Linked DNA regions of Homo sapiens: all the other regions are linked to region 3. Evidence: chromatin contacts called from ENCODE Hi-C or POLR2A ChIA-PET data. All regions are on one chromosome and are shown on one strand. The core of a region is the stretch at or near the end of the contact, and the rest is flanking DNA. Distances in the headings are between cores, read along the strand shown.

Region 1 (2,700 bases), core at 64-2,563, 2.5 Mb after region 3:
CTCTCTGGATCTAAATCTAGTTATATTCATAGGGTAATGTTAGCTAAACCCAAACGCAACAATATTTTAGTAAAAATACCCCAAATAATACATGAAGAATATGGTAAGTTTACTAGTATTATTATTCTCCAAATAAACTAAAATGTTTTTATAACCATTAATCTGATGCAAAGAAAAGAGAGGAGAGCCGAGACACAGAAACAGCTAGTCGGATGGCTCAGCTTACAATGCACTCAGTCAAAAAGCTTATTTTGCACTTTGGGAGGCTGAGGCGGGCAGATCACTTGAGGCCAGTAGTTTGAGACCAGTCTGGCCAATATGGCGAAACCATGTCTCTATTAAAAATACAAAAATTAGCTGGGCGTGGCGGCACATGCCTGTAACCCCAGCTACTTGGGGGTCTGAGGCAGAAGAATCACTTGAACCCGGGAGGCGGAGGTTGCAGTGAGATGAGATTGCACCACTGTGCTCCAGCCTGGGTGACAAGAATAAGACTCCATCTCAAAAAAAAAAAAAAAAGAAAAGAAAAAAGGCTTATTTTACATTAATTTCTGGGTCATTCCTTCTCTTTTGTTTTCTTTTCACCCCTTTTCCTGCTTTCCTAGGAACTAATAATAATAAATTCTTGGATTTCTTTATAGCTTTAACAAATTTTACATTATTACACACATCTATGTTAATTTCCATTTAGTCTGGAGAAGCTGGTTATAGCTGCTTATTCACTGTGAGTACAGTGACTCAGAGAGGTTAAGTACTCTGCCTCGGATGTCAGAGTATGTGGCTTACATCGAGACATTAATTCCAAATCCAGGGTTGTTTTTTTCTGTGCCATGTGTTGACTGCAGATTCTCTCCTCCTCCCATTTCAGTTCCTGAGCCTATTTTAGCTCTGAAGAATTTCTTCAGTCTTGTCTTTAGAATTATTTGACTGGTTGCTGGGTCTTGGTCTGAGTCCTGTCACTTTAATAATACCACATGATGGTTCCCATGGTATAATACCAGGCTAGCTTGGTGTTCTAGGTCTGGCACTTGGCATGGGATTAATTTTCCTCTTAAGGCTGTGATCATAGTACTACCTCACTGGCATATGCTTAGCGCTCAATAAATGCTAGGTCTTATTAGATGTTACTCAAGATTATTATATTTCTTAAAAGGATTCCAAGCACACTCCCTACCAGGCCTGCTTCTGATATCTAGAAGAAAATAAAACACAGACATTTTTTCTTTCTTTTGGTGCAGTGCTTGTCACAGCCCGATGCTAATACGTGCAGCTCTCTGTGATAGTTGCAGGATGTAGATTGTGTTGGTGTGCTAATCTTCGTATTTCCTTTTCTGAAAGGAAGGGGCAGATGAGTTGCAGTGCCATGGACGCTATTGTATGGAGAGAAGGAGGGGAGCTTTAGATTCTGTGCAATTTTAGAGGGGAAGAAAGGAAAAAAACCTACCAAGACTATGTAAAAATGATAATAACATGTCACTACGAAGAGTCCTTACTTAGCCTATTTGCCATGAAATACGTATAGTCAAAGTTCTTAAGTCTTTCAGAGCAATGATTATTTGTGTGGGGCTATGTCACCATGTTTACATTCAATTAGGTTTGTTTCTATTTGTTTTTAATTTCGAGAATTGCTTTTCTTTTTCGTGTTTGTTTTTGATTTAAAAAATCAATCATGTACCCGATTCCAAAGTCAAACCTGTAACAAGTTACAACCAAGTCAGTCTCCTTCGCATCTCTGTTCTCTATCCTCTTTCTTCCCCCTTTTCTATTTGTTTTTGGTTTATTTTCCCATGTTTCTTTTCGCAAATACAGCAAGTGTGTATATTGAGTCAAATCTCTTCCTCCTTTCTTACACAAAATTAGCACATTAAATATATAGTACTGCACCTTACTTTTTCTCTCACTATGTCCTAGAGATTGCTCTACGCGTTGTATGGCGTTTTTCATAGTTATTCACTGTGTGTGGATACCACAGTGTATTCAACTGTCACCTGATGACAGACATTTGCATTCTTTGCAATCCTTTGTAAATACAAACAATGCTGCAATGTACATGTCATTCCACATATTCTCCAAGGTATAGTTAGGACAGATCCCAGAAGTGGAATTTCTGGGTCAATGGGCAAGTGCATTTTTGCTGATTATTATCCAGTTTCCTTCTGTTGAGTTCCATTTTGCATTACCACCAGCAGTGTTTGAGAATGACTGTTTCTCCATAGAACTAGAACTTTTACAGTGAATTTTATCCTAACTTTTCTTCAATCTCCTTTTACTTTTACTTTCTATTTTAAAGAATATAATTCAGATTTCTCTAGTGGTCATGAGTCTGTGTGTAGTGTGAGAATCTAGAGACAACTGTTCTAAGGCGGCATGAGAATGGGCAGCTCAGCTCAGAGTTTAGACCTCATCTGTTTCCAGTGCCCTGGGGGTTTTGGGGAGTAACTGAGAAAACAATAGATTTATATGGAGAAATGGAGACTTTTGCAGTTTCGGCTGATTCAGATAGTCATTGGGTAACCTCATTAAATTTGCTCAATGTAATTTCAAGAATTTCAATTCTATATTCACTTAAAAACACAAAAGTATATTACAAAGAAATTTTTTTAGCTGTTTTTTTTTCTTGAATTCAAGATTCTATTTAAGACCTGTAATTTATTTAATAACAGGTTTTAGGGGAGAAGATGTTGCAATGAAAATATACAT
Region 2 (2,700 bases), core at 1-2,500, 2.9 Mb before region 3:
AGCCCTTCCTGTTGTGAAGCCAAGTTCAGGTGGTTCCTCTTCGCCTGACTGTTTTCCCATTCCACTTACCGGAAGCCTAGTCATCCTTCGGAGGGCTGTACGGGGGTTGCAAGAAGCAACGGAAACGGTTCAGCACCTGCTACCTTCCATCATATTCTTTTCAATAAAGGGGCAACTCCCGCCAATGGCAGTGTAGATTTCCTAACCTCTACACATGGAAGATTCACACCATTCAGGATTGTTGTTTAACTGTTGAGAGAGCACTTGATACTTAACAGCTTACTAGGCTACAAGACAGCGCAGGAAAGAATCCTCTGTTGTCCTTTTATGTTATCCTGAACAGTTGGTTCACAGAGTTACTGTAAACACACAAAACATGACTGCCAGGGCTTAGTAGTGAGGAAGGTGGGAACTAGTCCTGACTCAGTTAACTGTGCCCAGGAGAAGCTGCTTAACCTCAAAGGATTTCACTATTACTAGAATCAATAATACCAACCCTAGGGGTAAAAATAAAGATAAATGTGTGCAAATCCTGCCTGCAGTCTCGGGCACGTCGTGGGTGTCCAAGAACTGTTCTTAGGCAGCCGGTGGGGACAAAGTCTGTGTGCCTCCTGTCCTGGAATAGGTCCCAAGGTCGGCTTACTTGCAAAGCAAGGGTACGGCGCAAGAGTACTGAATACGGGTTGGAAGGGCGCTGGCTCTACCCTCAGCTCATAGGCCGGCTGGGCGGCGCTGACCAGCAGCTAGGCCCCGTCTTCCCTAGGAACGGCCACGGGGGCCCTGGGAGGGTATGAATGTCTTTTTGCAGTGAGGCCTCTGGACCCCGCGGCCCCCCGGCAGCGCAACCAAAACTCAGGGGCAGGCGCCGCAGCCGCCTAGTGCAGCCAGATCCCCGCCGGCACCCTCAGGGGCGGAGCCGGAGGCAGGGCCTTCGGGCCGTACCAACTCCACGGGGGCAGGGGCCGCCTCCCTTCGGCCGCGCGCCACTCAAGTACGGCAGACAGGCAGCGAGGTTGCCGAGGCCGAGGCTAGCCTGCAGCCTCCTTTCTCCCGTGCCCTGGGCGCGGGGTGTACGGCAAGCGCGGGCGGGCGGGACAGGCACGCAGGGCACCCCCGGGGTTGGGCGCGGCGGGCGCGGGGCGGGGCCCGCGGGGGGGGGGGGCGGGGCGGCGGTGCCCTTGCGGCGCAGCTGGGGTCGCGGCCCTGCTCCCCGCGCTTTCTTAAGGCCCGCGGGCGGCGCAGGAGCGGCACTCGTGGCTGTGGTGGCTTCGGCAGCGGCTTCAGCAGATCGGCGGCATCAGCGGTAGCACCAGCACTAGCAGCATGTTGAGCCGGGCAGTGTGCGGGTGAGAAGAAAGGGGACCCGGTCACGGCCCCAAGGGCGAAGGGGCTCGCGGCGGGCAGGGCCTCCGCGGCAATGGCGACAGTGGCCGCACCGGGCCTGGCGGGACCGGGGCACCTGCAGGCGGTTCTCCCGGGAGTGCCCGGCGCGGCGGCTGGAGCGGGGATCCGCAGGGAGGGGACGCGGGGACTCGGGGGACGCCGCGCGCTGCCGTTCCTCGGCAGCCCAGCCTGCGTAGACGGTCCCGCGGCGCTGACTGACCGGGCTGTGCTTTCTCGTCTTCAGCACCAGCAGGCAGCTGGCTCCGGTTTTGGGGTATCTGGGCTCCAGGCAGAAGCACAGCCTCCCCGACCTGCCCTACGACTACGGCGCCCTGGAACCTCACATCAACGCGCAGATCATGCAGCTGCACCACAGCAAGCACCACGCGGCCTACGTGAACAACCTGAACGTCACCGAGGAGAAGTACCAGGAGGCGTTGGCCAAGGGTAGGTTCCAGGCTGAGCGGCGGGAGGCAGTCCCCGGCAGAGGCGACCCCAGGGAGCCAGGCCCCATACGGACGGGCCTCTCCGTGGAGGAGAACTCGCTTCGTATTTGTACCGGTTCCGAGTTTTCCAGGCACGATAGTCTCTCTTTTAAACACATGGTCTACCTCATTGTAGAAGGAGTGCCTCGATGGGTTTGAACACACTTCTGTCATCTCAGGGAACTTGGGGTCCTGCGAAGGAGCTTGCCTTACTGTTGTGAGCCACATTCCGTTACACATATTGCCAGCACTGGTGAATTGTAGGGCCTGAAAAGAAAGCTCTACTGTGTCACTCGTTTTTTTTGCAAATTGAAATTGTTCTTGTTGTATAATGTGCTTTGGGGAAATGTTTGGTCTCTCAGGTAGGTGTGCCAGCCGTTTGCAGGAGGGCTGAGAGCGCCTGTCCACTGGTGGCCAGACATCATCGGGTCCGCAGGTGTCTCTGAGTGTCAGGGTCACCTCCTGATAGAAGTGGGAGTGGTGTCTTACTGCCAGGTCACACTGAAGGTGGGAGACAGGAGGACACTACTCCGTGCTAGGAACCATGGTCCTTGTCATCTTCCTGAGAGCAAACGGGGTCGGGACTCCAGCCTAGGACTTGGAGACTCCCTGCATCCCCAGCTACCCTGCAGGTGAAACTTCACTGAGCCCACTTGACTTCAGGTGGGAGAGGAGGAGGCACACCGTTGTGGTGTGCGTTACCAAAAAAGCAGTAACCTAACTGTGGAACAGTTCAGGATCTTTAGACTTGATACTTTTCTTGATTTCCCTTAGGGGTCAAAGTTCACAAGGAAAATAGCCCTTTAGTGGGAAACTGAAACAGGCTTGTTTT
Region 3 (2,700 bases), core at 31-2,530:
CCGCCGCTCGCAGGGGCAGCGCTGCCATAGTAATTATTAAACTCCGGGACGGCCGCCGGGCCGCCGCCGCCCCCGGGCACGGCGACCGGCGGCTGCTGCGTGCCCAGGGCGCCCAAGCCCGGGTGCTCGTAGCGGCCGCCCGCCGGCTCCCCCATCTTGGGCGGCGCGTCGTCCTCGTCGCCCGGCTTGCTCAGCAGCGGCGGGCCCGGGGGGTCGGCCTGGCCGCCCGCAGCACTGTCCTTGGCGCCTCCATGTTGCGGCTGCTCCATGTCGGGGCCGGGCTGAGGCGCGCCGCCGCCCGCGCCGCCCAAGCTGTTGTTGTTGGAAATGGGATGTTGCTGTTGCTGCTGCTGCTGCTGCTGCTGTTGCTGCTGCTGCTGCTGCTGCTGGAACTGGTTTAGCTGCTGCTGTAGTGCGTGGTGGTGGTGGAGGTGGTGGGCATGGTGGTGGTGGTGGTGGGCATGGTGGTGGTGGTGGTGCTGCTGGTGGGGCGGCGCGGCGGGGGCTTCGCCAACGGTTTTCAGTTTGTGGTTGGGGAGCAGCCCCGTCTCCATGGCCGAGCCCGGGCCCGACGAGGAGGAAGAGGATGCCGCCGCTGCCGCCGCGGAGGAGGAGGAGGAGGAGGACAGCGCGGCGGCGCTTCCACCCTCCTTGAGAGCCGCCTCGGAGCCGCCGCTCTTGGCGCTGTGGGTGCCGGCGGCGGCCGCGGCGCCCGCGTTATGGGCCATGTTGAGTTCGTGACGGGGGAGCAGGGGGTGGTGGTGCACACTGTTCAGGCCGCCGCCGCCGTCGCCGCCGCCCCCCAGCATGGGTCCCGGTGCCGCCGCCGCCGCCGCCGCGCCGCGCGCCCCCGCCTCCAGGTCCCGGGCTCCGGGCGCCGGCCGCGGCCCGGGGGGCGCCCGCCGTTCGCCGCTGCCTGCCCGCGCCCGCGCCCGCGCCGCCGCCGCCGCCGCCGCCGCTGCTGCCCGCGCGGCCATGATCGCCGCGGCGTGGCGAGGCCGGGCGGGGGGCGGGGGGAGACAATAACCCCCACTTTTCAGGCCGCGGCCCCTCCTGTGCGCATCCACGCGGCCCGCCGGGAAGCCGCGACCCCCTCCCCCTCCGCAGGCCCCGCCGGAGCGCCGGGCCGGGCACGCCTTACGCTCTGGGCCTGCTCCTGCTGTGTGCTTTCATGGTGAAAGTTTTTAGTTCAGGTTTAAATGAAACTTTTCTCTTTTCCTCTCTAGCCCGGATATGGGTAAATACACGACTAGCTGAGCCTATCGGGCCCAGCATGGCTTGAGAGGCAGCGGGCGAGCTCGAGCAACTATTATCCACTTCGCTCGCATTACTCCCGCGCACTCGCAAAACGCGGACTGGACTCGTCCCCGGGCCGCCGCCGCCCGCCCCGGCGCAGCCTCGCGGGACCCAGCCGGGCTTGGGCTAAGGCTGGGGCCGGGGCCGGGGCCGGGGCGGCTCGGCGGCCGCTCGGAGCGCGGCGGCGTGGGGCGGCCGGAACCTGCACTTTCCCCCCGGGCCGCTGTCTCCTTGCCAACCGGGCGTTCGCATGTTTGTTTTCACGTCTAAAAGGAACGATACAAAGGTGGAAAACGAGTCTGACGAGCAGACAAAAGAGGGAGAAGGGCTGGGAAACAAAGTTGTCTATTGGCCTCAGAGGTTACAAGGAGCCGACGGAGAAAGAAAATATTTAGGCAATCTGCAAAAGCACGGTCTCTCCCAGGAGTTATGTAATTTTCAGAACGTTCGCCTCTGCCTTGATTTCGGGCCATCGGCGTAATTCCCACAACTTCTTCCAACTGCAAAATTAGGAAAGATTTGAAATGAAGGTTAGCCCCGGTCAGAGAGCCCTATGGCCTGTACCCAGTAGGTACTCAATAAATGCTTATGACTGACTGCACCCGCCCCAAAGAGAATGTTTACATAACTCTTTTTGAAGGCACCTTAAACACGTATGTAGGTTTGTCAGTGTATTTCCAAAGGAATATGTCCACGTATTCCCAAAGGAGCATTTTTCTTACATGCACTTGGATGTCCTCTGTGGAGTATGTACAGTGGTGTTTTCTGCGCCAACTTTCACATGAACATTTAACTCTTGGTGCCAGAACAGCGACAGCTATGGGTTAGCTCGTATCTTCATAAATCTATATGACACCTTTCATCATGTTTCAGAGCTTCGTGTGCACAGTTAACCCTCTCGATATACATTCATTTCAAAGAGATGTGGAACGAAACTAAAATATTATAGACATTATATTTAATAAATATAACTTCAATAATAATATAAAACAGTCAACTCTAGTCCTAATGTAGAAATGTTCCATACTTTGTTCTCTTAAAAATTGGTGTCTATTAACATTTTATAATGTTTTTAATATTTGCATTGTTATTAATGTTTTCAATATGTGCATTGTCCCCTAGTAACATTTTAAAAAGCAAGACTTCTTAACCTTAGGCAATGACCCACTTGTACTAGTGTGGACTCAGTTTTCATTGAGAGAAAGCATTTAAAACCTGGCAGAAACAATACTTACGGTTTTGGTAGAGTATAGTTTTCCAAAATTATTTCATTCTTCAGCTTTCCATAAAAACTATTTTAGTTCATTTCCACTGCAGCAGTGGTTATTTGTTTGACCAAGTGTAAATATGTTACATGACTAAATAGAAAAGGATTGATGGGAAAACTGGTGACTAATTGGGGTC

The links. A loop is a pair of places that touch in the nucleus more often than their neighbours do. ChIA-PET counts read pairs that join two places held with the same protein, here RNA polymerase II (POLR2A). Pooled maps may share reads with other maps.
Region 1: a loop to region 3 is called in a pooled map, with 8 times the contacts of the local background. The contact joins the enhancer-like site here to the promoter of ARID1B in region 3. A Hi-C loop is called at or near these places in 10 of 50 pooled maps. POLR2A ChIA-PET finds 5 or more read pairs at or near these places in 2 of 52 experiments (activated CD4-positive, alpha-beta T cell and naive thymus-derived CD4-positive, alpha-beta T cell).
Region 2: a loop to region 3 is called in a map of CD4-positive, alpha-beta memory T cell, with 17 times the contacts of the local background. The contact joins the promoter of SOD2 here to the promoter of ARID1B in region 3. A Hi-C loop is called at or near these places in 1 of 168 maps with a recorded cell type or tissue (CD4-positive, alpha-beta memory T cell) and 5 of 50 pooled maps. POLR2A ChIA-PET finds 5 or more read pairs at or near these places in 1 of 52 experiments (PC-9).

What each region holds. Positions count from the first base shown.
Region 1 is chr6:154,230,789-154,233,488 of GRCh38, reverse strand. The region is part of intron 5 of IPCEF1 (interaction protein for cytohesin exchange factors 1); the gene reads left to right. It also overlaps a transcript of OPRM1 not described here. Among named protein-coding and RNA genes, the nearest start is that of IPCEF1, 120 kb to the left of the region's middle. Within about 2 kb of position 1,313, at least 3 of the 41 ENCODE cell types and tissues checked have a DNase peak (open chromatin) inside an H3K27ac peak, as active enhancers do.
Region 2 is chr6:159,691,791-159,694,490 of GRCh38, reverse strand. SOD2 (superoxide dismutase 2) reads left to right here and starts at 1,250. Exons shown (of 5, transcript NM_000636.4): 1 at 1,250-1,346; 2 at 1,628-1,830. The coding sequence starts at 1,324. RefSeq lists silencers at 48-217, 898-1,187, 1,388-1,567 and an enhancer at 1,938-2,007.
Region 3 is chr6:156,775,958-156,778,657 of GRCh38, reverse strand. ARID1B (AT-rich interaction domain 1B) reads right to left here and starts at 1,280. Exons shown (of 20, transcript NM_001374828.1): 1 at 1-1,280. The coding sequence starts at 977. LOC115308161 (a long non-coding RNA gene) reads left to right here and starts at 140. Exons shown (of 2, transcript NR_163974.1): 1 at 140-412; 2 at 1,227-2,298. RefSeq lists an enhancer at 1-63 and silencers at 27-256, 507-576, 647-796, 947-1,186, 1,207-1,556.